Linked DNA regions of Homo sapiens: all the other regions are linked to region 5. A link is a loop called in an ENCODE intact Hi-C map of the cell type or tissue named here. Cell type or tissue: Caco-2. All regions are shown on one strand. Each heading gives the region's core, and the rest is flanking DNA. Links, peaks and the distances in the headings are about the cores only.

The links. A loop is a pair of places that touch in the nucleus more often than their neighbours do. Peaks named below come from ENCODE experiments on the same cell type or tissue, not always from the same donor. Only the 100,000 strongest peaks of a DNase experiment are listed, where the experiment ranks them.
Region 1: it touches region 5 in a loop (10-fold over the local background); 4 of 110 quality-filtered maps call a loop at or near these places.
Region 2: a loop joins it to region 5, with 8 times the contacts of the local background. A loop is called at or near these places in 3 of 110 quality-filtered maps.
Region 3: a loop joins it to region 5, with 6 times the contacts of the local background. A loop is called at or near these places in 2 of 110 quality-filtered maps.
Region 4: a loop joins it to region 5, with 5 times the contacts of the local background. A loop is called at or near these places in 11 of 110 quality-filtered maps.

What each region holds. Positions count from the first base shown.
Region 1 is chr16:77,581,283-77,587,209 of GRCh38, forward strand. No RefSeq gene overlaps it. Among named protein-coding and RNA genes, the nearest start is that of LINC02131, 6.6 kb to the right of the region's middle. In Caco-2, for the core only: a CTCF peak has its summit at 3,143 (motif pointing left); a DNase peak (open chromatin) is centred at 3,129.
Region 2 is chr16:77,303,058-77,308,984 of GRCh38, forward strand. All of the region lies in intron 16 of ADAMTS18 (ADAM metallopeptidase with thrombospondin type 1 motif 18), which reads right to left. Among named protein-coding and RNA genes, the nearest start is that of SYCE1L, 110 kb to the left of the region's middle. RefSeq lists an enhancer at 4,369-5,568. In Caco-2, for the core only: no CTCF peak of the experiment used is centred there; no DNase peak of the experiment used is centred there.
Region 3 is chr16:77,286,180-77,292,106 of GRCh38, forward strand. ADAMTS18 (ADAM metallopeptidase with thrombospondin type 1 motif 18) reads right to left here. Exons shown (of 23, transcript NM_199355.4): 21 at 5,087-5,299; 22 at 3,085-3,232. LOC124903727 (a long non-coding RNA gene) reads left to right here and starts at 3,097. Exons shown (of 2, transcript XR_007065122.1): 1 at 3,097-3,276. RefSeq lists an enhancer at 2,894-4,093. In Caco-2, for the core only: no CTCF peak of the experiment used is centred there; DNase peaks (open chromatin) are centred at 3,252 and 4,462.
Region 4 is chr16:77,232,701-77,238,627 of GRCh38, forward strand. No RefSeq gene overlaps it. Among named protein-coding and RNA genes, the nearest start is that of SYCE1L, 36 kb to the left of the region's middle. In Caco-2, for the core only: a CTCF peak has its summit at 3,535 (motif pointing right); a DNase peak (open chromatin) is centred at 3,571.
Region 5 is chr16:77,370,795-77,376,721 of GRCh38, forward strand. The region is part of intron 3 of ADAMTS18 (ADAM metallopeptidase with thrombospondin type 1 motif 18); the gene reads right to left. Among named protein-coding and RNA genes, the nearest start is that of ADAMTS18, 61 kb to the right of the region's middle. In Caco-2, for the core only: no CTCF peak of the experiment used is centred there; a DNase peak (open chromatin) is centred at 3,137.

The DNA.
Region 1 (5,927 bases), core at 366-5,365, 210 kb after region 5:
CTCTTGCTTAAAACCTTTCAATGGCTTCTCACTGCCATGGGAGGAAAACAAAACTCCTGTTCCATCGTAACAGGGCTACTCCTTTCTCGCTCTCCAGCATCGACTCCCCCCAAACTCTAAGCTCTGCTCTGCCACCCAACACAGCAAACTCTTTCTAAGTTCTCAGCCCTTGCAACATCACTCTCCCTTAGGTTCACCTACCTCCTCTGTGCCCAGTTCACTCCCATGAAGCTACACATTTCAGTTGCAGCATCATTTCTTCTTAGAAGCCTTTCAGAGGTATTCATAAGCACCCTCCCTATTGTGGCTGCAGCCCTCAAGGATCCTACAGGTCTAGGAGTGAATGGCTTTCCACCATGAATGGTCCCTGAGTGTTTCAAGCCCTCTGTTAATTCCCCTAGCCTCTATTTAGTACTGCCTCCTTTAAAGACTCTTCAAAATCTCAAGTTTTACTAGAATCTTGGCTATCTCTTTCCCAAATCAGAAAAAAATGTCAGAGACCTCAAGTTTACATACCACACTTGACTCTCTAATCATTCCATGAAGTTTACTGCTGCCTCCTCAGCTACCACAGCATCAGCTTATAAATTGGGGCAATCAGCATGTTTTAAGGCAGCCGAGTGAGAGCTGCTGAGTGGCCAGTCCAAGACAGGCTCAGAAAAAAGGACCAGGATGTTCCAGCACATGATTCTTCCCCAACTGTCTGCACATGTGCAGAGCTAACATCACACAGTGGGAGGTTCCTTGGAGCTTTAAACAATTTAAGACAAGTATAAGCCCTGAGCTGAGGGAGATGCTGAAATGAGAGCAAACGGGTGAAATCATCCTTCCTCAAGTGATGGTGCCAAGGGCATCAACGCCTCTGTGGTATCCCAGGTAATGTGAGTGCTTCCTACAGGGAATGCAGAGCTGATTGGGAAATTGGAAGAGCTGCGTCTGCATGGCATGTAAATACACTAAGGTCTGCTCTTCCCGGGTGTTTTGGGATCCCAACATCACCAGCAGCTGCCTTGGGAAGTTTTCACTCTGGAAATTTATTTAAAATTATTTAAAGCCCATCCCGCCTCCATGATCTTCCTATCATTTTCTGAATGTATGCTTTTCAACACTATGATTGTGGTCTGTCTCCCCAGAAATGTGCTGCCAAACCTCAACCTGGCCAACACTGAAACACCCAAAGGGGTTTCTGAAAGGTAGAGATTGAAGCTTCTAATCCTAGAGGCCACTAGTGACTTGGAAAGTTGACATCCAGCTAGTGTCTCAGATCAAACTCCCCAGCTCATGCACCACCCCACAATGAGGTCTGGATTTGGCTCAAAGTGGGCCAGAGGGTCTTGCTTGCTTCGTATCTATGAACTTTAGTGGGAGTTTGTCATTATTGGCAGCTCACCACCCATTCTCCTTCCTTTTGGGCTTGATTGCTCTTGCATAGGGCAGGCATTGTCTGATGGCAAATCCAGATAACTCCAATCGTAGTTGGGCAGCTGAAGCCAGACAGGGAGAAAGCAGGCTAACTTAAGCAAATTAAGCAGTCCCTCCCGGGATTTTGAATCTTTAGCAAATCACTGCAGGTCAGAAAAGAAATGGGTTAGAATTCATTATATCAGGTATGATTGAGTGACTTGCTAAGTTACTCTAATAGCTGAAGTCTAGCTGCAAAATACTACAAATCACAGGTGTTAGTAAGGATTTAAAACCATCAACATAAAAGTTTCAATGCCAAGAACCTACTACGTGTGGGGGCAGTGTTGATACCCCACCCAGATCCTCCGGAGTATCTTTGTGCTGCATGTGTACAGCCCTGGCTTCTGTGTGTTTTTACTTAAAACAGCCAGCAACAGGAGCTCTTAACAGATTCTGATCTCGGGCAAATGAAGCCAGCCTTGCTCACAAGCATGAGAGGCCACAAGTTCCTTGGAATGTATGTCCCTATGTCCTTCCCCTCCTCCTGGCTCTTAACAAATGACTGCAAGGTGCAGCAGGAGGAAATCCTCATCTCCCCTGCCCCAGATTCTAAGGTGTAGCTTGCCCTCCTAAGTCTTCCTTATGGAATCAGGCTGAAGATCCCCCTGGAGGACTTTGCCCAAACTTGCTATCTCCCTTGGCATCTTCCCCTGTCCTGCCCTGCCTCCCCACTTCTTGCTCTTCCCTGGGAGTCTCTTCTTGTACCTGTATCCTCATTCCAGGGTCTGTTCCTGGGGTCATCTCAGTTTCATTAACTCCAATATTTCATTCACCGCTACAGCAGCATTTTCAAATGTGAAAGCGAGAAAGTGTAGATGGGATGTGTGTGTGTGTGTGTGTGTGTGTGTGTGCCAATATCTATATTGAATATATAGATATAGGCACATATATATACATGTGCCAATATCTCATCCTGTCACCCAGGCTGGACAGGCTGGAGTACAGTGCTGTGAGCCTGACAATATGACCTTGCTATATGCCAATATCTATACTGAATATAGATATATTCTACATATATATGCCAATATAGACTCATTCCTAAAGAGTCAAGGAATAGCTCAAAAAATTAGAGTCTTCCTTCACAAGCATTCCTTAGGGATATGACATCAATGCAAATATCTAAAGGATTTTGTGGCTATTTCTTCTTTTGGACCACTTCTTGGGAATAATGTATTCCACAAGTTTTCTGCAGTGAGACAGTGACCAGTGGAAAGACTGTAGGGGCAGATAACTATGGCTTTGTAATTTGCCTCTGCCATTGACTAGCTCTGTGGTATTAGAATTCCAATATTAAAATGTCTATCCAACTTCCTTTCTGTAACATGGGACAGTCATCACGCCCCTGACAGTTCCTAGTGAGGACCACACATGCAAAGTGCCTATTCAATACCTGGCACACAGTAGGACTCAATGAAATTTATTTTCTGTTCTACATCTTACTCTCTTTTAAAGATACAGACCCAGGATTTACAGTGACTGACGGACACAGGAGGCTGAGAAATAGTCTAATTCAAGAGACTGTTGAAACTCGTTACTTGGTAATCCCCTCGAAGGCAGAAGCTAAATCTTTTAAGTATTCAGTACAGTGCCAAGCGTGCTGGAGTTGCCCAATAAGCATTTAAATAATAATAGTTGCTTAAAGACTAGATTTTGGTCTCAGTTTCCTTGGAGAGGTTGCCACCTTGTGGACAGTGGTTGAAACAGCACACCTCTGACGCCCATGTTATTCCTAGAGTCTATTAAATGATAATAATTTTATTTGCTACCATGTATAGTCCCTGAGAGTCTGCACAAGCAATAATATATTTCCAAGAAGAACAAAGAGCAATTTAGAAGGAAACAATGCAACTTATTTGGTTACTAAAAAAGTCAGTCCTTTTCTTCTTTTTTCCTAAGAGACAGGGTCTCACCCTGTTTCACAGGCTGGAGTGCAGTGGCGCCATCATAGCTCACTGTCACCTACTCAGGCAATCCTCCTGCCTAGGCCACCCAAAGAACTTGGATTACAGGTGCGCCCCACCATGCCTGGCACTAGTGAGTACATTTTCTTTGTCCTAATTCTTAGATTAGAGGCTTCATCTTGTCCATTTTCTGGCCCTGAGAAATAAGGGTAAACATTAGCATTATTTCAAAGCACATTAACCATCTACAAGAATTGTACTCTAAGCTAAGCCAAGCGACAAGACCATACTGAGTTGTTCTCAGTCCACTGGTAGCTGGCGTGGTCAGTAGAAAACCCTATAGAAATGTCTAGTCTCTGCCACTCTGAAACATCAAGCACCCTCCAAGCTTCTGAGATCTAAGACATAAAGTCACCCTTTGGGGAAACACACATGCAACATACAACTGATTTTCCAAATGTTGGATATATTGACAAAACAGAGCAGAAAGGAAATTCTACACGAGAGTGGTGGGAGGGGGTAAACTCCTAGGATCGCATTCAATGATTGATGATAAAATGGAAAGAACACCGCTTTAAAGATCAGATGACTATATGTATGAATCTCTACTGTGTAATCTCGGACACATTTCCAGACTTCCTAAGGCTGAATTTCCTCACCTGTAAAATGGGTTGACAGAGTTTCCTGCATATAACCACCAAACAGCCACTTCTAGTTATGGTTCCCGGGCGTAACCCCCGGACCTGCCCATCATGAGGTGGAGACTTTGAAGCACTCCCAGCATTCGAGAAACCGCCACTGTGCAATGTGCAAGAGCTTGGGCCTCTGTGATTCACGTCATGGTGTCCTGTATTACTCAGCTCATCCTCCCATCTCACCAATCAGCTGTTTTCACAGTGAGTCCATGGAAGTCAGGGGTCAAAGCAGCACTTTAACGAATGCCCACAATTTCCTGAACAGAGTTTTCAAGTAAAGCCAATAACGTAAGAAAAGCGCTACCCACTTCCATCAATTCATTTCTGCCCCTGCTTCCTGAAAGATCCCAATGAGTGATTGTGATCAGCTCCCCGAACCCTTTCAGCTAATTGGCCCCAAAAAAAAAAGAGGTTCGGGAGTGGAATTCGTGTGACGTGGTCCAGTCTTGGCTTTCGCCGTTACTAGCAGTTATTTCCTGCATCGAAAGGGGAAGCTGAAAGGATATTTATGTTGGTGACAAAAGGCCTCAGACTGGTGCTAGGTAAAAGTAAATTGGGGTGGAAGTGAGGATCATCAGGAGAGTTACTGTAAGGGACCTGCACTCATCCCAGAGCAGAACACGTGCCAAGATCCCTTCACTTGTGGATCAGTCTAAGTGTCTTTGTTTCTAGAGAAGGCAAAAGATTCTAGCTGACTCATTTCCCACCTACTGTGCTGTCCTGACTCATTTCCCACCTGGCATCGGTTTCTCAGATGAGATCCTCTTGTTGACATCTGATTGGATTTTCCTTGGCATTACTCTAGGAAAGAATCCTACACATTAATACTGAGTAAGTGCCCAGGTTGGGGGTAGAAATCAAGTGTGGCAATTTACTGGTGAGGAGAGATCAGAGGTGAAAAGGCTCAATGCAGAGCGAAAAAACCTGGGGTGAGCCATGGAAGAGGGAGCTATAGGCCTGTATCACCCTTGAGCAAGGGACTTAACAAGCGTCAGTTTCTTAATCTATAGAATGGGCTTAATATTCACACAGCAGAGCCCTGTGATGAAAAGTAAAATTATTCTCTTCCTTTGGAATTTTATAAGAATGCACATTGAAATCACCTATGAAAAGTACTTTCCACATACTTGACACTTAATGGCTACTCAGAAAATGGTATTTTATCTCTGTAATGATCCAGGGTGGCAAACATTGTTGAACCTGTTTTAGGAAGGCAGCTCAGTAAAACTTTTTAAAGATCACACATCTAGTAAGTGTTTGGGTTTGAGGGGGCATGAAATTCAGTTCCAGATCTAAAGCTTATAGCCTTCCCAATGAGGGCAGAGATCCTAAAGCTTCTGTGGGTATCACAATCTCTTGTGAGGCTGCTTAAAAGTGAACATTTTGGCCAGGAACAGTGGGGCTCATGCCTGTAATCCCTACACTTTGGGAGGCTGAGGCTGGCAGATTGCTTGAGTCCAGGAGTTCGAGACCAACCTGAGGAACATGGTGAAACCTCGTTTCTACAAAACATACAAAAAATTAGACAGGCATAGTGGCATGTGCCTGTAGTTTCAGCTACTGGGGCTGGACTGCTTGAACCAGGAGATTGAACCAGCATCCGACCTGGATGTCTGAGTTTTAGGAATGGTGTCTTCCTCCCATGTAGGGAGACACCTCTATAGGGGCCAGTGACCCTGGGTCTGCACAGCTGTCATGTCTGGGGTCCTGGTTACCTAATTTGGCAAGTGCCCTCAGGTGGCCCTGACACAAAGCGCCTGTTAACCATGACAAACCTCGAGTCTGATAGTCTTGTTTCTCTGCCTTCTCCAGGCGTTGGGACCACAGTACAGCCTGTTCTCCTTCAGCACTTGGATCCTAAGGGATG
Region 2 (5,927 bases), core at 534-5,533, 68 kb before region 5:
GTATCCGTATCCTCCTCTTCCTCCCCTGCTGTCACTCAGGATGCCCTGTCCTGGCTCCAAGTCCAAGTTCTTTACTACACACTGATTCCATCTCCCCTCATCTCCACCAGGATGTGACCACCGTAGTTGCCCCACGTATGGCTACTGAGTGCTTGAAATGCACTCGTGTGGTTGAAGTCAAAAGCCTTTTAATTTAAATAACCATGTGTGACTAATGGCTACCATACTGGATGCATGGCTACGGATGACACCCCGCCTCTGACACCCATCTTCCATACTACATTGTCTACTTGGCATCTCCACTTGAATGCTTAAGAGTATATCAATGTCTAACTTTTTTCTGCCTCCCTGAAAGGCTGCTCATAGGGAATACCCTTCCAGTTGTTTAGGCCAAAATAAAAACTTGGAGCCATTTTAGACTTCTCTTTTTCTGACAGACACTCATATTTAATAGATCAGAAATGGTGTTACTTTAACTTTTATCCTCTCTCATATCTTACCACCTCATATGTTGTTGCTCCTGCCCTGATCTAAGCCACCATCATGTCTCTTGTGACCTCCACGGTCAAGACAATAAAAAAAAAAATGACTTTCGGGAGGGGGAGAAGTGATATCCCCCAGTGGAGAAGATGAGACAGATTCATATATTAAAAAAACACAGTCACAGTTATTTGGGTTAAAAATCAAGTGCTAGGGCCGGACGCGGGGGCTCGCGCCTGTAATCCCAGTACTTTGGGAGGCCGAGGTGGGTGGATCACGAGGTTAGGAGATCGAGACCATTCTAACATGGTGAAACCCCATCTCTACTAAAAATATTAAAAAACAAGCCAGGCCTGGTGGTGGGCACCTGTAGTCCCACCTACTCGGGAGGCTGAGGCAGGAGAAGGGCGTGAACTCAGGAGGCGGAGCTTGCAGTGAGCCGAGATCACGCAACTGCCCTCCAGCCTGGGCGACAGAGCAACACTCCATCTCAAAAAATCAAGTGCTACAGATCCTATAAAAGGAATTGAAATGTTTTAGTAAATCTGAGGTGGGGGAGGAAATCACATTATCATCTAAAGAAGCTTTGTAGCTATCACTTATTAATAACAAATCTCGGTGATGATTATAGCGAAGAAGACACAAAGCAACAAAATTTGAGTTTCTGGCCAGGCACTTTGGGAAGCTGAGGCAGTAGGATCTTTTGAGCTCAGAAGTTCAATATCAGCCTGGGCAACACAGCAAGACCCCATTTCTAAAATAAAATTTTAAAAAACTAGCTAGGTGTTGTAGTGTGTGCCTATAGTCCCAGCTACTTGGGAGGCTGAGGCAGGGGGCTGCTTGAGCTCAGGAGTTGGAAGCTGCAGTGAGCTATAGTCACACCACTGCACTCCAGCCTGGGCCATAGAGTGAGACACTGTCTCAAAAACAAAAACAATCAAATACTTCTGTTTTCTTTGAAGATTTCTATTCCCCCCTCTGAAAAAGACAAACTGTTACACTGTGTTTCCCACATCCCTTTTCCTAAACTTGAAAATGAGGATCCTCAGCAAAGTAAAATCCTTGAACTAAAGGTAAGACCAGCAATGATCAGAATATTAAACAGCAGTAAGGGAACAAATCCATTTCATAATATCATGGTAATACAAAACTCATGTATCTGGCCAAAAGAAAAAGAGAAATAACTTACACAATTTGCTGTACATGTTCTTAGGAACGTGCAGCTTTAAATTAACTCATAAAATACATAGTAGCTATTTGTATGCCTGTGTATGTGTGTTACTATTACAGTTTTATGGCCAGTAGCATATAGAGCATATTGTTTATAGTTTATTTCCTTAACATATTAATGCATTCAATGAATACATAAATGAAGGCCTCTTAACTTTACAAAAATCAAATGACTCAAGGTTTGCCTTTAATGTATGTGTAGCTATAAATTCACATGCAGAGTTCAATGTGTTATCATGTAGACCGAAAGACAATATTTGTACAAACCAGCAGAAAGCTGATGTAAGAATTTACTTAACATCAGCTCGTAAAGGCCTTGTAAAGGAAGTAAAAACTTAAACAAATAAGTACCAAGACAAATATATAAAAGATAAGTATGTGCCAATTGTAGCATATTATTTGCTTCTCAATAAGTAAGATGCTCTTTGCCCCCATCTTTATTCTGTGTTGAGAAGAACAGTGACCAAGAGTATCCTAGAAATCCTCTTATCTCTTACTGTTTGATGCCTGCAAATACTTAAACCTTTGGAGATTATTGTCCACTTGTCTCATAGAATCTCTGTGGGAAAGTTTCTCTTTCACCCTGTTCTTAAAAAAAAATCAGAATTTTCTCAAATCAAATCCACCCTCAAAAACTGCTACATAATTTCTAAAGCCCAGTGCAAAATGAAAATTCAACAGTCATTGTTTGAAAAAATTAAGAATTTCAAGACAGTGACAGTGAAGCATTAAACCAAAGGGCGCTTCTAAGCACAACGTCCTCTGCAGCTGGGCAGGTCCCATGCCCATGAAGCTAGTCCTGCCCAGCTAAATCCAGGTTTTCTCACCTGGATCAGTTTTAAGACACAATTAAAAATTTTTCAAATTCGAAATGACCCTGCAATCTGACAATGACTTCTCTCTCGTTTCATGGTTGGAGAATATAGCCCCCAATTTGGTGGCCTTGATTATATCTCAGCACGTGCTTTAGTGTGTCCATCACCATCAACCAAACCACAGACAGCCTCTCCCACTGATGTGGGGAAACAGGACAACCCTGGAGAGGTGTGCATAGAACCACCTAAGATGCTAACTTCCTCTACGAATGCCAGGGAACACATCTTGGGCAATATGTAACTTGAAAATGATCATTCCCATTGTTCACATTTTAGAACATTTTCGGTGACCATGTCAAGAGTAGTCCATTGCTTTTCTCAGCATTCCTGGAGAACACAAACATGCTCAGGGTACAGGAGCACCGCATCCCTCCCGTAATGGCACCACATCACAATAATGCCATTGCTTACAACCCCGTGCCGCATGTCGGAGTGTATAGCCAAGCTGTTAAATGCACAAATTTGGAAAGACCGCCAGTGATTCAATCTACTTAACTGGACTTAGTCCAGAGAATTTTCCAGCCAACTGGCATGGAGTCTCCAATTTACAGCTGGCAAGCAACCTCCTTAAATGCTTCCAGGTCCTCCATAGAGATGTTTAATGTCTACCTTTAACACACAAACCACCTGACTTCAGACACAACACTCAGCAGCTCTAACCGCAGGGTGCAGAGTTATAAAATTTACAGCTTCTTAAGTTGGAAAACCACAGACAGGGGCTGGAATCTACCAACAACTCTCTGAAGGAAGGGGATGCAGTTTCTGTTTAAGGCACATAAAATTAAAACAAAGGATATCTTCAATAATCACGGGTAAATGATTCTCTTTCTTTCGTCCCCACTTTTAATTTTTAATGTTAAAACTTTTTAAAATTCCTTCAGTCAGCTTTGTATTTGTTTCATTATTTAAGGCCTCTTTTTTTCTTCTTCTTCAAGAAGTTGTCCTCATTTTACCATAAAGGTTATGGATAAATTTTAAAGACTAGCTTTTTATTTAATGCATGCTAGGAAACTCAATTCCTGTCCTCAATAATGTATTCGATTGCTTTAAAATTAACAATGCCTATTGAGTGCTTATTATGTGCCAGGCAAAGCATTGTACATGCATTATCTCATTTAAAATTGATAACGACATTAAGAAGAAGGTGCTATTAATTCCAATAGTGTAGACTAATAAACCAATACTCAAAGTCACATAGCTAATAAGTCACAGCAATGGGACTCAAGTCTCTGGTCTTGTTTAACCCTAAAACCTCACATCTTCACTCTCACAACATTGCCTCTCAAGCTTTGAAACACCAAGCCCAGGATTCTAATTTAAAATTCTAAAAACTGTGTTAACTGCTGGAAAGACAACACTGGGCCTCCCTGGTGTGCTGTGACATTTACTTTGTGACACTGGGTTTGAACCTAAGAATTTTATTTCTTGAACATACTGGCATCTAATTTAAGAATACTTGATCTCCTCAATCAATTTTCCCCTGGATTTATTTATAATCATTGTTTTAACAACTGAAATATAATAGACTTTATTGGTTGGCCTTTTCTTGATAAAGCCCAAATTGCACCTTACACTCCTGTGTCTCACGGAAAGAATGGTTTTGTGGTGTGGATTCATGTTTTTGTAAGCTCATGTGATTTTTGGAAACTTGTGTTAGAATTCAGCCCATTTTCTTTGACTTATTTGCTTCAAAGCTGGAAGAACATGACCAGGTATCATCATTGCTATTATGTGTGAGTGATTGAATTTGACAAGAGACAGTAATACAAAGACCCTGATCAGGGATTTGGAAATGCATCTGTTAGGCAGCTTCAAAGGTGTGGGCTGACACATTGAACCTTGACTACAGTTCTAATTCAACTCATCAACATTCCTCAGAGTGTAGTGGGGAGAAATAGTGTTCTCTAACCCGTCACAAAAGTATTTGCCATGAATTAACTGGAGGCCCCCACTTCAAATAGCAAATGGCAATCTCTAGACAAATGACGTGCCATCGCAAAAGTACCTCTGAATCGTCCTCTCGAGCCTGACTATTCTATCATCTGTTCTGAATTAATTCTCCATTACTTCTCTGCTTCTTTTGTGTCTTGTGTCTTCACTCAGTCCATGCTACTTGGCTAATCTCCCTTCCCTTACACTGATTGTATCTTGAGGCACTTCCTTACTCATTTCAGCCCCTTTACCTTGGGGAGAATTCAGCAGGCAGGGTCACAAAGGAGCTGGATGACAAGGTAATACTTCGTCAGTGGTGCTCACACTGTCATCTCATTGATCAATGTGCCTGTCCACCTGGTCCCCACCACCCTGTCATCTCCTTTGGCCAAAGAGTGCAGGAAGTTGTTTATTATAGTAATTTTCTTTAGATGTCTCTTCTTGCCTTGAAACTAGGCTGTGGTTAACCTATTTCTCACTTACTATCATGAGAAAGGCTGCTGTCGTTTTCAGCTTCAGGATTCTCCCTTATTACACTAGGAATGGGCTTTCAAAGAGTTAAACGCCCTCTTCTTCTGCTAAACATAGAGAAAAAAATTCCTAACATAAACGAGAGCTTTTCTATTTTTTAAAACTTTTTAAAAAAGGAATGCTGTGAAAACACAGGTGGTCATATTTCAGCCATACAATAGCAACCTGTATTATCATGTCATACTGAATCACTTTGTTTATCAGACAGGGATGAAGTTACTTCATAATGAAACACTCATGATGAATTTCCTCACCTCCACTCCAACTGCATGACAGCTTGATAGAGAATGTGACTCATTCATTGTTGTGTGTGTGTATGTGGGTGAGAGAGATACAGACAAAGAGACAGAGAAAGATTGAAATGGGGGAAAAGGAAGAGGAGAGAAAGGAGGAGCATGAACTAGTAAGATACCTCATCTCTAGTCACTTCTAGAGAATGTGTCATCTCTAAGTGGATACCTTAGCTAATCATGAAAAAAAAAAAAAAAAACTTGTGTACATTTTAATCCTTATTGCCAAGGTCTCCTAAAACTGTGTATGAAACAGGCCTTTTCCATATTGCTTAAACAAAGGACAAAGTCAGTGACCTTAAATTACCTACACCTAAACCTCAAGATGGAAAAACATTGTTTTCAGGCATACTCAAAAAGCCCAGCATATGTATGTGTCTACTTCAGATGAACTGTCAACAAAGCCTTGTGTAAAGTTTCACTCTGATCTTCAGTTTTCACAATTCAATCACTTGAAAATTTAATTTCTTACAACACACACACACTTAATTTAGATATTCAGGAGTGGAGAATTAAAATAGATTTAGTTTTTCTCAGTATTCCCAAACCCAATAAAATAAACATAATGCAGTCACTGATACATAATATC
Region 3 (5,927 bases), core at 249-5,248, 85 kb before region 5:
TGCCAGGAACACTCTCCTAGAGCCATATGTGGTTCACCTTCCTTGAGGTCTCTGTTTAAGTGCTAAATAATCAAGTGGTCGTGCCTGATCATTATAATCTGAAGGTGTTTTCCTATTTCCTCACCCCTTCACCCCTGCTACTTTACTTTCTGACACTGTGTGCTAATTGGTTGATTTGTTGTCCGTTTCCATTTTGAAGCAAGCTTGTCAGAAGGTGGGAGCCGTGCCTGTTTATTTTGTAATCAGACCCCAGAACAGTTTCTGGTTCACAGTAAGCACTAAAGACATGTGTGAAAAATGGAATTACCTTCTTTAATACTCAAAACAGTCTTTCGAAGTAAGCATTATTTCCCAGTTTTATGAATGCTCAGAAAGTTCAAAACTTGCTCAAAGCTCCATAGCTAGCTCCATAGCTACTGAGTGTCAAGTCAGTGTGGATTCAACTCTATTTTTATGATTTTAGGGTCCTTGCTCCTTCCACTGTACAATGCTGCCTGCCCCCATCTGAAGATGTGGGATTCCATGAGGAGCAGCTTATTAGTATTGAGTGCCTGCTCATCCTTAACTTAATATGACTAGTCTGCAGCCCAGGTAGCTTCCAGACACGTAAACACCCAGTTTCAATGCAGTGTGACACAAGTCTCTGGGTGGTATGACTGCTTTAGGGCCTTCTCTCTTTTCTGAAGAGAATTTTATGTATAATATGTACAGTGCAACCATAAGGATGGCTTCCCCAAGGTGGAGATCCAACCAAGATACCCAGATAAGGCATCACACACTGATGATGATATACAATGACTGCCCCTAGACTGGCACTCAGTATGGGCAGGGATCTGGGGGACAACAAAGCTGTTTGGTGACACTGGATGACAGGAGGATGCAGCCATGGGCAGAATGGTCTTCTCTAGGGTCTAGTTTAAGTGACTACAATGGGTAGAAACTTCTACCCAAGTGGAAGCTCCATAAGGGGAGGAAACTCTCACAGTGCCTAGCAGAGTACCGTACCTGGTCCACAGTGGGGGGCTCAGAGAAGAGGCAAAGAACGGAATCTTCTTCCGTCACCATGCGCCTCCTTACTGCTCACTAATGTTTTCTGAAAACTCACAGCCAGAAAATACACTCAAACGACATTCATAGTAGTCACCCTGCCAAGCATGTAATCATCCCTATACTTGGGATGGGAATGGGAGAAAATCCTCAACTTAGTAAACTGTAGGCCACATTTTTGGGTCAGAACAAACACGTGGGCTCGTATCCTTTATTCTTCCAAAAGCCACCTGACTCAGCCATGAGGCACAGAGAGAAACTCCTCTTTTTGAGACAGGGTCTCAAAAAAAGCCCAGGCTGGAGTGCAGTGGTGCAATCTCGGGTCACTGCAACCTTCACCTCCTGGGTTCAAGAGATCCTCCCACCTCCCCAGTAGCTAGGCCTACGGGCACCTGCCACCACACCCAGCTAGTTTTTATATTCTTAGTAGAGACGGGGTTTCACCATATTAGCCAGGCTGGTCTCAAACTCCGGACCTCAGGTGATCCACCCGCCTCAGCCTCCCAAAGTGTTGGGATTACAGGTGTGAGCCACAGCACTCAGCCAAGCTCCTCTTTTAATAAGCCATTTCTCATATGCACCCTATGACTCCCCTCATTCCAGCACCACAGGTAGAACTGACCATCACTGTAACACTGTGAATATTCCACCACTTATTTGTTGTTGTAGCTTTCTTTTAAGAACAGGACCTTTTAAGAATAGGACCCAGCTGTATTCTTTCATCCCTAGAAGAGTGCTGGAGGTATATAAGGTGCTTGGTGACTTGGCTTTGAACAAGATCGAGGACCTCACAGCACTTTTCACATGATCTTTCATGTAGCCCTACACTCATGCATTTATTCATTTAAGACTTATTGAGTACCTGTTGCGTGCCCATTGTGGTATTAGGTGCTGGGTGAGCCAAAAATAACAAGACAAATGGCCTCCTTGGACCATACGTGCATGTTGACTTTCCCCATCCTTCCAGGAGATACTGTTGGGCAATTTCATAATTGGTCATTGTCGTTGGGGGTGCTGGTGGCCTTCTAGGCTGAATCTTTCTTTGGTAATTAAGGGTGGAAATGAGAAATCACTGATAGTCTGGAAGAACATGACCGCTTGCTCATTTCTTCCCTATGTAGTATCCCAGCATGGACTAGGATGATCTGGCTCTGAGTAACTGCTACAGAGCTATTTTTTTTTTGGTCTTGTGCAAGATTCTTTAGCACGAGGCAAGCAGATTAGGCTGAAAGATATTTCCTGGCATTTGTCAGATTACTTCAAATAGTGAAGAATGGTACAGTTTACTCAGACTTTCCATTTTCCTATCAGTACTCACTGCACTTCCCTTGAACTAACTTTAAGAAAACATTTAGGTATAGTCCTAGGGCAATACATATTCACTGATGACTATTACTTTTGATTTCTGAATTTTTTATATCTTCAACAAACATGAACATCTTTATATATGGATTATAGTTGTCTCCTCCATTAAAATATGAGCTCCTTGAGGGCTATTGTTGTTCACCTTTATGTTCCCATTTTCAAATTAATAATGGTTAAAAAGCATTATTGTAGCAATTAAATATTCCCTTCAGACCCATGCAAACAAGATCACTAGGATAGGCTGGGCATGTGGCTTGTGACAGTAAACCCAGAACTTGAGGCCAGGAGTTCGAGATCAGCCTGGCCAACATGGTGAAACCCTGTCTCTACTAAAAATTCAAAAATTAGCCAGGCGTGGTGGTGCACACCTATAATCCCAGCTACTCAGGAGGCTGAGGCAGGAGAATGGCATGAACCCGGGAGGCAGAGGTTACAGTGAGCTGTGTACTCCCACCTGCATGACAGACTGAGACTGTCTGAAAAAGATTATTTGGACAGCAACTTCCCCAGAGTGGTGCCTTATACAACTCCAGGGAGCACTGTCACATAGACTTCGGGTGAATGGCTTACCCTAGAGTTGTACAATGTCACAGGCTGCACTACTAACAAAGTAGCCTTTGAAAAAATTATCTAAAGACTAGTAAAGTTGACTGGAGCATGGTGCCTTTTTACCTCTCTTTTCAGGAGCTGGACAGAAGTTTGTATTACAGGCTCGTAGCACCGGAGGTTTCTGATGGAGCAGACAACTTGAGGAAGGCCGGCCTTGCTGAACACAGTGGACTGACCGGGTCTGGACCCCTCCCCCACAGGTGACTGTGCACTGCAGCAGAGAGAAGAGGAAGGAGTCAGAAACACTCTACTGAGGTCAGTGACATCAAACAGAAGGAATTCCCATGCTTCATGACATTAACAAGATGCCTGCTGATGAAACAGATTGGCTGGAGCCAGGCACATGTGCTTACAGTCCACAGCATCTATCCTAACAAGTGTGATCCCTTTGATCTGATTAGAAGGGTTTTAGGCAAATGCTATCTATCTAGCCCAAGAGTGTGTGTCTCCCAGTTAAGTGACTCACTCATAAAGAAGAGAAGCTCCAGAAATACAGAAGCTGCTCTAAGAATGCAGAAACAAATACAGACACACCTAGGGAGTTAATCACAGGATTTAAAGAATTCCAGACAATCTGTGCAGCTGCAGTAGTGGAGGACATAGTTCAAAACTGGGACAGAAAAAGAAATGGTCAGAGACAGCTCTGGAATTAGGTCCTCGGTGCCCAGCCACATTCTGAGTTGGCATGACAGAGTTGGTGCTTCTTAGGAGTCGCTGATTTCAGTGTGCAATTAAAAATTTTCAAAAGTAGACAACTCAACTGTCTTTCTTCCAGACAGCCATATGAAAAATTTATAAAGATACTTCATAACAAAAGGAAAACCAGGGAAAAATGTAGCCCTTTAAATGGATTTTTCTTATTTTAAAAAGTTACTACATTAATTTTTCTTAAATGTACATATGCATTATAATTGACTGTAGTTTCTGTCTCAATTAAAATTTAAGGGCAAGTCTTGTTATCAAATTATCTAAACTAGGAGTTTGTAAACTTTTCCTTTAAAGGGGAAGATAGATAGTAAATATTTCAGGCTGTATAGGCATACGGCCTCTGTTGCAAGTACTCCTCACTGCCGTTGTAGCACTAAAGCAGCTGTGGTCAATATATTAAGCAAATGAACATGGCTACATTCCAGTTAAACTTTATAAAAACAGGCAGGTATTGGGGGAGCAGATTTGGCTGGGTGGCAACTGTTTGCTGACCCCTTAATCTAAATAAACTTATTAGAGTCAATTTTAAAAAGAAATCCCCAGCAATATGTGTAACACCTAGCACAATGCCTGGCCAGAGAAAATCAGGCTAATTTCCTTTCCTCTCATCCATGTGTTGGTTTCCAGATCCTCCCAGATAGATAACGTACGTACATATTGATACCTCTACCCGGACTCTGTGATTAATGGTGAGGTGGGGAGCACCCGAGTCCTCTGAACTGAACAGCTGTGCAGCAACATCTGCTGGGTGGAATGCTGGAAGGACCGCGTCACACACCAATCCTAGCTAAAGTTTCACCCAAGTCTTCTGAAAAGAAGGGTGCCTCTAGCATCTGATAAGTTTAAAAGCGAAGTATCCTTGGCTGAATTGCCTGACATTCTGAGCTTTAGGGACCATACTACCCCTGAATAGGAGTACTTAGCACCGTGCATAGTAATAGCTTGACAAATATTAGCTATTACATTGTTCAGAAACATGATGTAAGAACCAAATGAGTAAAGGCTGTGAGCAGCATTTCTAAAACAGAAAGACTCGAGTGGTAGTTTCCGTAGCAACAGCAATGACCAACATTAGCAGTGTATAACTGGCCTGGTGGTAAGTGTTTTACATACATTTTCTGATGAACAAAAACAAATCAACTCTCCCAGATAATGATTTTCTAGATGTGAAAACTGAGGTTTACAGATTGTTACCTGCCCAGGGCCAAAGAACAAAACCCATTCTGCCTTCAGAACTTGAGCCCTTAGTTGTTTTTACTTAGACAACCATTAACAGACTAAGAGCAACTGTTTGCAGAACGCCTCATTTTTCGACATCTCACTTGAATAGACACCTCCTCAATCGGCCTGTACCCACCTGCTGCCACGGCAATGAATACCATCCAGCTACCATGTTGTACACTGGATGGGCTGGGCAAGCCCGTCGGTTGCAGGTCTCTTCCAAGTCCAGATTTGGTTTCTTAATATTACGGCATCTTCGCTCTGGGAAAGTTATCAGCTTTCCCTGGAAGCCCTTCTCGCTGCACTTCATCTCCCTCTTCCTCACACCCAAACCACAGGTTGCAGAACACTAGGAGCCAAGACAGGATGTGTAAAAGTGAAGACTGCCAGGATCACATCTTCTGGACAGAGGCAGTTTGACATAAGGTTGCACCATCCACATGAAATAGGAGGGATGGGATTACACAAGGTCAACCACACTCACTCGAGGATCTTACAGATACAGCAGCCAAGTACCTCATGCTATAGGTAAGGAAACCAAAGTTCAGAGAACGGAACTGACTTTCCCAAAATCACACAGATCATTAGCCTCATAAAGTAAAAAAGGAACCTTGGGATGCCACATGGGTGTGAGATGGAGTCCAGGAGAAAGGCAAGATGGGCAAAAGAATTTCCAGGTTTAGGGTTACACACTTACAGGTCCAGGTCTACCTAAGGCCTGAGGAGTTAGGAATCTGAGTTGAAGAGGGTAAGGGCCAGAGAAAAGGATTCAGAGCTTAATGGGAAAAACCACTGTACAGCAAATAATTGCTCTTTAAATATACCCAACCTCTCACACACAGGAGGTAACATGATGAGGGTCAAAAGTATCCTTTTAGGAAAAATATCCTTTTAGGCTGGGTGCAGTGGCTCAGGCCTGTAATCACAGCAGTTTGGAAGTCTGGGGCAGGTGGATCACTTGAGCCCAGGAGTTCAAG
Region 4 (5,927 bases), core at 638-5,637, 140 kb before region 5:
GAGATACCATTACAGGCTCACTAATGTGTAAAAATATTAATACACATTGTGGGGAGGTTGTAAAATAACCGGAACACTCAAACATCGCTGGTAGAAGCACAAAGTGGTGCAAACACTTTGAAAAACGGGTAGTTTCTTCTAAATTTAAACACATATTTACCATGACTCAGAAATTCCCCTCCGTGGTATTTACCCAAGAGAAATGAAAATACATAGCTTCATTAAAAAGTATACGTAAGGCCGGGCACGGTGGCTCACGCCTGTAATCCCAGCACTTTGGGAGGCCAAGGCGGGCGATCACGAGGTCAGTAGTTTGAGACCATCCTGGCTAACACGGTGAAACCCCGTCTCTACTAAAAATACAAAAAAATCAGCTGGGCGTGGTGGCGGGTGCCTGTAGTCCCAGCTACTTGGGAGGCTGAGGCAGGAGAATGGCTTGAACTGGAGAGGCAGAGGTTGCAGTGAGCCGGGATCACGCCATTGCACTCCAGCCTGGGCGACAGAGCAAGACTCCGTTTTTTAAAAAAAAGTATACGTAAATGTTCATAGCAAATTTTATTAATAGTTGCCCCAAACCGGAAACAACCACTGTAATTAGAGTTTGAAATCAACATGCTCCACATTCAGGCCACTCTCATAACCACAAAGATAATGGGAAAATAGAGCAGGAAAATACTTTGATATACTTAATTTCTGTGAAAAAAACAGGATGTTTTTCTGATGTCTGTTTCTTGGAGACAAGTAATTGTTCATCTCATTATCGCCTCAGACGAGAAACAAAGCAAATAAGAAATGAGATCGTTCTAATCCTTCTATATTTTTGCCCAAATCTTAAGCCACAGAGTAAATAAGATTCTCGGGTATGGATGAAAATAGGGCTACTTTGTCAAAAGTGGAGTATAAAAAAGAGATGCTTTCTCACAGATGAGAAAGAGCTTCCTCTGGGTTGGGAAGGGAGTGAGGGAGGAGAGAAGCCCTGGACTTGGACGAGGAGTCCCAGGTTTATGCGGTGTTTACAAAGAAGTTGCAGGACTGAAAGGGACGTGCCCAGTGGCATATTTATACAAACATGGGATTGGCAAAGAGGCTCCCCCCCCAGCCCCCCCCACCCACATCCTGCGCACACCATGGAAATGGCCAAGGACCTCTTGAAAGGTCCAGAATTCACAGATCTCTCAAAAATCACCTGGTAGAATAGCTGGCCAAGAACCAAACGAACCTCCACACTGTAACTCCTAACATCACCCTTAGAGGTTATGTCAGAGGCCTTTGAACCAGAGCGACTCCATCTTGAATAGGGGCTGGGTAAAATAAGGCTGAGACTTTGCTGGGTTGTATTCCCAGGAGGTTAGGCATTTTAAGTCACAGGATGAGATTAGGAGGTCAAACATCACAAACACCTTCCTGATAAAACAGCTTGCAGTAAAGAAGCTGGCCACACCCACCAAAACCAAGATGACAATGAAAGTGACCTCTGGTCGTCCTCACTGCTCATTATACATTAATTACAATGCATTGCCATACTAAAACACACTCCTACCAATGCCATCACAGTTTACAAATGCTATGGCAATGTCAGGGAGTTACCTTATATGGACTAAAAACGGGAGGAAACCTCAGTTCTGGGAATTGCCTACACCTTACCCAAAAAACTCATGAATAATCCACCCCATGTTTAGCATGTAATCAAGAAGTAACACTAAGTCTGAGCAGCTGAGCGGCCCAAGCCGCTGCTCTGCCTATGGAGTAGCCGTTCTTTATTCCTTTACTTTCCTGATAAACTTGCTTTCGCTTTATGGATTCACCTCTAATTCTTTCCCGCGGGAGACTCAAGAACCCTCTCTTGGGTCTGGATCAGGACCCCTCTCCGGTAACAGTTGGAGCATATAATTACCACCCACCTGTCAAAATGTGGGCCACCCGAAAATAAGTTAGTTATAAAAATTAAAGCTGATATGGTTTGGATTTGTATTCCCACCCAAATCTCCAATGTCGAATTGGGGGAGGGGCCTGGTGGGAGGTGATTGGATCTTGCACGTCAGCGTCCCCCTTGCTGTTCTCACGATACTGAGTTCTCAGGAGATCTAATCCTTTAAACGTGTGTGGCACCTCCCCCTTCTTACTCACTCTCCTGCTCTGCCCTGGTAAGACGCCCCAGTAAGACGATGCTTGCTTCCCCTTCGCCTTCTGCCATGATTTTAAGTTTCCTGAAGCCTCTCAGCCATGCTTCCAGTTAAGCCTGCGGAACTGTGAGTCAGTGAAACCTCTTTTTTTCATAAGTTACCCCGTCTCAGATAGTTCCTTGTAACAATGGGAGAACGGACTATACAAAGAGTGCAGCTTTTTTCACACCTGTGTGGACTGAGATTAATACTGTCTACATATACATGGCAGGTGTCTTCATTTTAACCTAGGAGGATGTTTGAGGAATGATTTACACAGGTTTCCCTTGGGAAGACAGGATGAGGAGACATTTTCTTCATTTCATGCCATTTCCTTTAAATTAATACATGTTAAGCCTTTAAATAATTTTTTTAAAGCCAAAAGGAGAGGATTATGAGCTGCTTTTTGTTTTTAGTATTTATGTGTTTAATTTGTTCTATAAGTACACACAAAGCCAAGTGAAAAGGTTCCAATAGAGGTTTGGGTGTGAGGCTTTAAGTGGCTTCTATTTTGCAAGGTTTCTATGAGGTTAAACAGTAAATATAACAGTATATATTGCTTTAGAATACATATTTGTTTCCATGCATAAATAACATGGAAAAATTACTTTCTGGTAAAGTTGCTTAATTCCTACCACTGACAACAACATCTTCACATAATTTGCTTCAGAATCATGTAGGGGCCTCAAAGACCAGAAAGAAAACAAGCAGCACAGGGTGGTTTGTAAAGTGCAGCAGGGTGGGTACCGTGGCTCATGCCTGTAATCCCAGCAGTTTTGGAGGCTGATGCAGGAGAATCCTTTGAGGCCAGGAGTTTTAGACCAGCCTGGGCGACACAGTGAGACCCTCACCCCCACCACCTCTGCAAAATATATTTTTAAAATTAGCTGGGCGTGGTGGGTGCACCTGTGGTTCCCGCTATTCAAGAGGTTGAGGCATCAGGATCACTTGAGTCCAGGGAGGTCCAGGCTGCAGTGAGCTGTGATTGTGCCACTGCACTCAAGCCTGCGTGACAGAGCAAGACCCTGTCTCAAAAAAACAAAATCGCAAAACAACAACAAAAAAACCCAACCACCCCCTCGCCAAACATACAAAAGTGCAGTGGTAAAGATTTGTGTAGGGGAAGGCGGGCCCAGAGGATGTTTTGAAGTCATCAGGGGCTCTGCTGGCAGCCAACTAGTCTTTCCTGTGTGTTTTCATGCCTTCCAAAAGTGGACCCTGGGAATTCGGGCGAAAGTGGCCCAGTCCTTGTGGCTCCTAGCCTAGAACGCTGAATAGTCTGGAGATTTGCTGAAAGCGACTCTCACCAGGAGATGGCAGCGTCGGCTCAGAGATGCTCCAAGCGGTCCCAACCGCCTTGTGACGCCATGCAATATGTTCAGGGCACACCAGAGGGCGCTACGGCTTCGCGGCTGGGCACTGAGCCGGGCTGGCTCCGAGGCTTTCTTTGCGGAGCCTCCTGTCTCTGCTCCCCGACCCACATGTGCACCTACTAACCAAGAGCGCCCTGTTACTGTCCACGTAGGTGTGACTGCTCTGCGTAGACACACACCGCCCCCAAGCTGAGGCAAGGCCACTGAGCCACCAATTCCAAGCAAGGTTCAGAAGGAGCTGCCATCTTTTTAGCACCTCTTTTAGACTTAAGCCACCGAGGGGGAAAAAGCAAAGAACTAGGACGAGTTGCATGCATGCTTCAGTATACTCAGCACAGATGCGCACACTAAAAGATCATATCTATCCACATAGATGTGTAGTTTAACATAAGAAAGTAACTTTATCCTTTACCCCGCCCGCTTAATACTCTAGGTGATTGATTTACAGGGTGGTAGAAAAGAGATGCAATCCCAAATTTGTCTAATTCTAAATCATCCCTTCTTGTTAAAGCCTTCACTCCCCCCTGCAACGCTGGAACAAGAGAAAATTCATTCGAAAATTAAATTCAGTGTCACTTGTAATTTATTTTTTTTTATGGGGTCTTGCTCTGTTGCCCAAGCAGGAGGGTAGTGGCACGATTTTGGTTCACTGCAGTCTCGACCTCCTGGGTTCAAGTGATCCTCCTCCCTCAACCCCCAAGTAGCTGGGACCACAGGCACACACCACCATGCCCCGCTAATTTATTTATTTTTATTTTTATTTTTTGTAGAGACAGAACCTCACCATGTTGCCCAGGCTGGTCTCAAACTCCTGGGCTTAAGTGATCCGCCTGCCTCGCCCTCCCAAAGTGTTGGAATTACAGGCGTGAGCCACTGTGCCTGGCCTTTTTTTTTAATTTTCCAAACAGATCACTATTGCACTAAATAATTTTACCAACTGCTAAATAGAAGCTTTTCTACCAAAAGCAAGTTCTGGTTAAGTGAAATATAATATGGAATTCTGGCCTCGTGTAGAGTCTCAGGAGCATCGCATATTACAGTCTTTTGTAATCACAATAGCACCTAGAAAGTCCAATTACCATATACATTCTAAAGCAAGGCTAAGGCCTCACAGCTTGTAATCCCAGCATTTTAGGAGGCCGAGGCAAGTGGATCGCTTCAGGCCAGGAGTTTGAGACCAGCCTGGGCAACATAGGGAGACCTTGTCTCTACGAAAATTAAAAAATTAGCTGAGTGTGGTGGTACACGACTGTAGTCCCAGTTATTCGGGAGGCAAAAGCTGGGGAGAAAGGATCACTCGGGCCCAGGAGGTTGAGGCTGCAGTGAGACAAGACCCTGTCGCTGAACTCTAGCCTGGGCAACAGGGTGAGACTCTCTCTCAAAAGGAAAATAAAATAGAACAAGAGTAGATGAAACATGCTGTGCTTGTTCCCTAAAATGTTAATAAGTAAAACAAAGTGCATGTTGTCAGGTCGAGGTGAGATGTGAATGAGTGCTGACCCAGGAGTCTTTTTCACACAGATGACTGCTGGCTGCAAGGCCTTTATAATCAGCAAAACAAAGCTATCTGGTAAATCAACATGAGCTGAAAGTGACATTAACAAAAGAAAAAAGATTGAAGCCATGAATGTAACAATTTTTCTCTAACCTGCCTTGGTCAGACCACTCTTGGTGGTGCTGAGCTTTTGATGCTACACTTTGAAGGTGTTTTGAGTGACTGAAAAATTGTCAGGAGAAGGCTCTGGATGGTCAAGTACTACCCCAGGCCAGATGTTCCCAGGGCCCTCAGCTGTTTTTTATACTGTAGGCTGAAGAAGAGATGACTTACAGAGAGCATTGCACCTGTATTCAAATACGCACATACTCGGGGGAGGTTTGAAGGGCTCTTAGTGATCAGATGTAGACCTATGAACAGAAGATAGACACAGAGGTGGAGCATATATCCTTTAAGGAGAAACATTGTCACACACAGCATGATCCTGTAGTGAAACGGGTAGCCTGGTTAAGGGATCAGTAAACACGTGAAGGACTCATGAGATATTAACACATAAGAAGGAAATTCTTTCCACGGATGGTACGTGCTAAAGTAGATGCTGGGAGTATGACAGTGACCGAGGCAGGCTCTGTCCTTGCCTTCCCAGGGCTTCGGACTGATGGGAAAAACAGGCATTACAAGCATGGGTGCGTGAAATGTAGTATAACTGCGGAAGTCAGAGAATAATTCCCAGGGGAAGATTGTCTAATCTGTGACCTGCAAAGTGAGTGAATAGGAGTGACTTAGATAAAGAGAGTGGGAGAAAGAGGATTTTCCCATGGGAATAATCTGCCTTCCCAAACACAAAGGTATCTGTGACTTCCTATACACATGTGACTTTTCCAAAACACCAAGAAA
Region 5 (5,927 bases), core at 640-5,639:
ATATATATATATACATATACACACACACACAAATCAATTTAACCAAGGAGGTGAAGATCTCTACAATGAAAACTATAAAACACTGATGAAACAAATTGAAGAGAATGCAAATAAATAAGAAGATATTCTGTGTTCATGGATTGAAAGAATATTTTTAAAATGTTTATACAAGGCTGGATGCAGTGACTTATGCCTATAATCCCAGCACTTTGGGATTTGAGATCAGCCTGGGCAACATAGTGAAACCCTGTCTCTACAAAAACTACAAATATTAGCCAGGTGTGGTGGTGCATGCCTGTGGTACCAGCTTCTTGGAAGGGTGAGCTGGGAGGATTGCCTTAGTCTGAAAGGTGGAGGCTGCAGTGGGCCGAAATCATTCTATTGCACTCCAGTCTGGGTGACAGAGCAAGACTCTGACTCAATTAAAAACAAAAACAAAAACAAAAACAAAAACAAAAACGGAGAAAAAGAAAAAAGAAAACACAATCCTAATATTCATATGGAACCACAAAAAGACCCTGAAGAGCAAATGCAATCTTGAGCAAAAAGGAACACAGCTGGAAACATCACATTACTCAACTTTGAAATATACTAGAAAGCTACAGTAACCAAAAAAACATGGCATAGGAATAAAACAGACACATAAAACAACAGAACAGAAGAGAACCCTGAAATAAATCTACTCATCTACAGCCTATTAATTTTTAACAAAGGCACTAAAAACACAGTGGGGAAAGGACAGTTTTTTCAACAAATAATGCTGGAAAAACTGGATATTCATATACAGAAGAATGAAATTTGACTCTTACCTCTCACCATATGTCAAAATCAACTCAAAGTGGATTAAAGACTTAAGTAAGAGATATGAAACTACTAGAAGAAAACATAGGGAAAATACTTCATGACATAGGTCTGGGCAAGGATTTTTTGGAGAAAAACTCAAAAGCACAGGCAACAAAAGCAAAAACAGAGAAATGGAAGTGTATCAATCTAAAAAGCCTCTGTACAAGAAAGGAAACAATCAATAGACTAAGGAGACAACCCACAGATGGAGAAAATATTTGTAAACTATGTACCCGATAAGAGTTAATATCCAGAATATGTAAGGAACTCAAACAACTCATCAGCAAAAAATAACAATAATAATCTGATTTTTAAGATGGCCAAAAAACCTAAATAAATACTTCTCAAAAGACATATACATGGCCAACAGGGGTATATGAAAAAAATGCTCAACATCACTAATTTTCAGGGAAATGCAAATCAAAACCATATGAGATATTACCTCACCCCAATTAGAATGACTATTATCACAATGACAATAAATGCTAGCATGGATGTGGAGAAATGAGAACTGCTACACATTGTGGGCAGGAATGTAAATTAGTATAGCCATTATGGAAAATGGTATGAAGGATCCTTTAAAAATTAAATATAGTTCTACCATATGATCCAGCAATCCCACTACCGGGTATTTATTCAAAGGAAATGAACTCAGTATGTTGAAGAGATATCTGCACTCCAGTGTTTATTGCAGCACTAGTCACAATAGCCAAGACACAGAATCAGTCTAAGTGTCTGTCAACAAACAAATAAAAATGTGGTATATATACACAATGGAATACTATCCAGCCATTAAGATCATGAAATCTTGTAATTTGTGGTAACACAGGATAGTCATCTCAGGAGCTGTGGCATCGACATGATGTGTAGAGCCTGAAATCAAAGACGGAGTCTTCATTCACAAGCACATGCTGGGCACCTGAGTCCTGGTCCTGTTTCAGGCATTGCCATAAACAAGAATGGTACACAAGTAAATGAAATGGTTCACATTCGTGGCCTTATGAAGATTATGGGACAAGAGAATCAATAGGCAAGATAAGTAAAATCTCAGATTTCACAACCCGAGAAATCCCAGCCATCATATCTTCAGGATATACCTCAGAGAAGCCCACCCTTCCAGATCTAGCACACATCATGCTGGTAGATGCTCGCGTCTCTTATTTGGACACTTTCTATTGACGTCCCAAATCCCACCTGTCCTATCCAATAGGGTTTCCCCACAACAGCCAGAGTCCTTGTCCAGCACTAATCAACTTCTTCCATTCACTCTGGTATTAATCACAAATTCCTGACCCACTAATCTCTGCATAATCAACTCCCTGCAGAACCTGCCAGCTTTATCTGTCCTCTCTTCCTCTTCTCACACCATTCTAAACAGGACGCTCCTTTCACTTTTTGAACCTAGTAACTTCTTCCATACTAAATGGCATTTTCACACATTTTTTTTCTTTCCCCTACAGTCTTCTCCTATCAATTCACTTGGCTTTCTGGTGCTCATTGCTGATGTCTCAATTTAAACACCATCTTCTCAGAGAAGCCGTACTCACGACCCTATTGAAAATTATCCTCTCAGCCAGGTGTGGTGGTTCATGCCTGTAATCCCAGCACTTTGGGAGGCTGAGGTCAGGAGATTGAGAACATCCTGGCTAACACAGTGAAACCCTGTCTCTACTAAAAATACAAAAACTAGCCAGGCATATAGTCCCAGCTACTCGGGAGGCTGAGGCAGGACAATCGCTTGAACACGGGAGGCGGAGGTTGCAGTGAGCTGAGATCACACCACTGCACTCCAGCCTGGGCGGCAGGGCAAGACCCTGCCTCAAAAAAGAAAAAAAAAAAAAAGAAAGAAAAGAAAAGAAAAAAAAGTTATCCTCTCTCATGCAAAGGCATAAGAATGATATAATGGATTATGAAGACTTGGGAGAAAGAGTAGGAGTGGAGATGAGGGATAAAAGTGTACAAATTGGGTGCGGTGTATACTGCTCAGGTGGTGATGGGTGCACCAAAATCTCACAAATCACCACTAAAGAACTTACTTATGTAACCAAACACCATCTGTCCCCCAAAAACCTATGGAAATAAAAAAATAACATGAAGAAAATTATCCTCTCTCACTTCCAAATAATCTCAGGTCACAGTTTACTGGCTTTATGTCTATCTTCAATAAGGAAACAAAATGCAACCCTCTCCCCACCATCCCTCATATGCAGTTTTATTGCACACTCTGTGACAGCAGGGGTCACCTGAGTATCTCTGATGCATGCCACTTGTTATCAGCTAGTAAATATTTGTTTCTCCAGGCAGGGCATGGTGGCTCACACTTGTAATCCCAGCACTTCAGGAGGCCAAGGAGTGCAGATCACGTGAGGTCAGGAGTTATAGACCAGCCTAGCCAACATGGTGAAACCTCATCTCTACTAAAAATATGAAAATTAGCCCGGCGTGGTGGCAGGCACCTGTAATCCCAGCTACTCAGGAGGCTGAGGCAGGAGAATGGCTTGACCCCAGGAGGAGCAGTTTGCAGCGCACTGAGATTGCACCACTACATTCCAACCTGGGCAACAGAGTGAGACTCCATCTCAAAAAAAAAAAAAAAAAATTGTTTCTTCATCCCCAGACTTTTTTCAGAGTGGAGGTGATGCTGAAGGCATGCCAATATCAGAGAAGGAAACCAGACATAGGAAGTGACAATTTCAAGACTATAATGCACATGAACTTGTCTATATTTCAGACGTGAAGCCATAAGCATTCAGTGCAATACCTTAACCTAACCTTACAACTCCCTGGGAGGAAAACCCAGCAGGAAGCACAGGCAGAATTTCAGGTCCCTCATTCTCTGAGAAGGACCCTCTCCATGCCCTCACCTCTTTCAAGCTGCATGCAGACCAAAAACACCATTTAAAGTCCCTCACAGAATAGAAGGAAAAAAAAGTGAATTATCCCTGAAAGCCCTCCAGCCTTACTAACTTCCTTACTTGGCTCAACTAATATCAAAGGCTTAAGCCACTTAAGTGCTTTAACTGGACTAACCGGTTTGGAAGCTTTCTATTTTCTCCCTGTTACATGCAAACTGCAGACAACTCAAATGCATAGAGAAAACTTCCACACTGAGAAAGCAATTTAAAAAATAATAATAATGGGCATCCTATATTGAGACAAACACTTTGTCTCACATAGCCTGTCATCTTCCTATTCAGAGTGACAAGGACAAAAATCTAGAAGAATTCTTTATAACAAAACAAGAATTTTACAGTGCTAGATATTAAAAAAGAAAAGTATTATTTTTCTGCTTTAGTTTGATAGAAAACCTTGGAATCTAACCAAATAAATACATTTTATTGCTTAAAAATATAAACCCAATACACCCAAAAGAAACCATCTGTTTATTTGTGGAGTGTTTAAAGCATTTTGAGATATCGAAAACAAGCAAAGTCTGGCTTGGTAACAGTGAATGAGACAGATCTGTGGTCTCCCGTGGCCTCCAATTCAATGGGGGAACCAGGGGCTAAACCAGCAAATATCACAAATGGGAATGAAATATTATTCCTCTGTATAAAGTGTAAAGAAAAAGACGGGGTTTCACCACATTGGTCAGGCTGATCCCGAACTCCTGACCTCAGGGGATCCGCCCACCTCAGCCTCCCAAAGTGCTGGAATTACAGGCATGAAAACCCGTCTTTACCAAAAATACAAAAAATCGCACCACCGCACTCCGGCCTGGGTGAAAGAGAGAGAGTCCATCTCAAAAAAATAAAATAAGTAGGAAGAAAAAGAGCAAAGTTCCATGAGATAAAATAATAGAAGGGGTGAGAGGAGCGGGGAAGCTAATTTTAGAGGGGAGGTAACGGAACACTTTTCTGAGGAGGCATTTCTTGTGAGACCGGAAGTCCTCTCCTGGTCCACGATGGGGAAGTCCATGATGGAACTGAGAGACTGATGTCTCAGAGCTAAGGAGCGGAAGGGGTGGTGAGAACAGGAAGAAAGCAGAGACCAAGTGGCCTGCTAAGAAGGAGATGGACTGGGGACGCCCTTAGGCTCCTCCTACAATAAAGGACAGGAAAGGCCTGGATTCATCGTTCTCTCATTGCTATAAAGAACTACCTGAGAATTGGGTATTTATAAAGAAAAGAGGTATAATTGGCTCATGTTTTCACAGGCTGTACAAGAAGCATGACTGGAAGCCTCAGGAAACTTTCAAAACTTCCAATCATGGCAGAAGGCAAAGGGTTTTATGTCGTTTTTTCTTTCTTTCCTTTTTTTTTTTTTTTTTTTTTTTTTTTTTTGAGACGGAGTTTGGCTCTTGTTGCCCAGTTTGGACTGCAATGGCACGATCTCGGCTCACTGCAACCGCTGCCTCCCGGGTTCAAGCGATTCTCCTGCCTCAGTCTCCTGAGTAGCTGGGATTACAGGCATGGGCCACCACGCCCGGCTAATTTTGTATTTTTAGTAAAGACGGGGTTTCTCCATGTTGATCCGGCTGGTCTTGAACTCCCGATCTCAGGTGATCCACCCGCCTCAGACTCCCAAAGTGCTGGGATTACAGGCATGAGCCACTGCACCCGGCCGCAGACACATCTTACATGGCTGGAGCAGAAGGAAGAGAGAGTGAAGGGGTATGTGCTACACACTTTTAAACAACCAGATCTCATGCAAACTCACTATCATGAGAATAGCAAGGGGGAAATCCACCCCCAAGATCCAATCACCTCCCACCCTTCCTCCAACACTGGGAATTACAAATCCACGTGAGATTTGGGTGGGGACACAAAGCCAAACCATATCAGGCCCCAAGTCCACTTAGATGTGGCTGCCAAAGGTTGATGGTGGTGGAAGAGCTGCCCCAACTCTCCACCCAGGGAACCAACCCCTTCCCCTCAAGAGACAAGAGTCAAGCCGAGGGAAAGGACTGGGTTGCGCCCGCTACTGGACTCTGTGTGCTGCAGGGTCAACTCACATTGCTTCTTCCTGCATTGTGTTTTGTCTTTTCCAGAAGATACAGAAATTCCATTATGTGACTTAGCTGCTAAAGCTTAAAAATTAAATTGATTCTGACCCAGAGTCAATATTCTATTTAAATAGTTTAA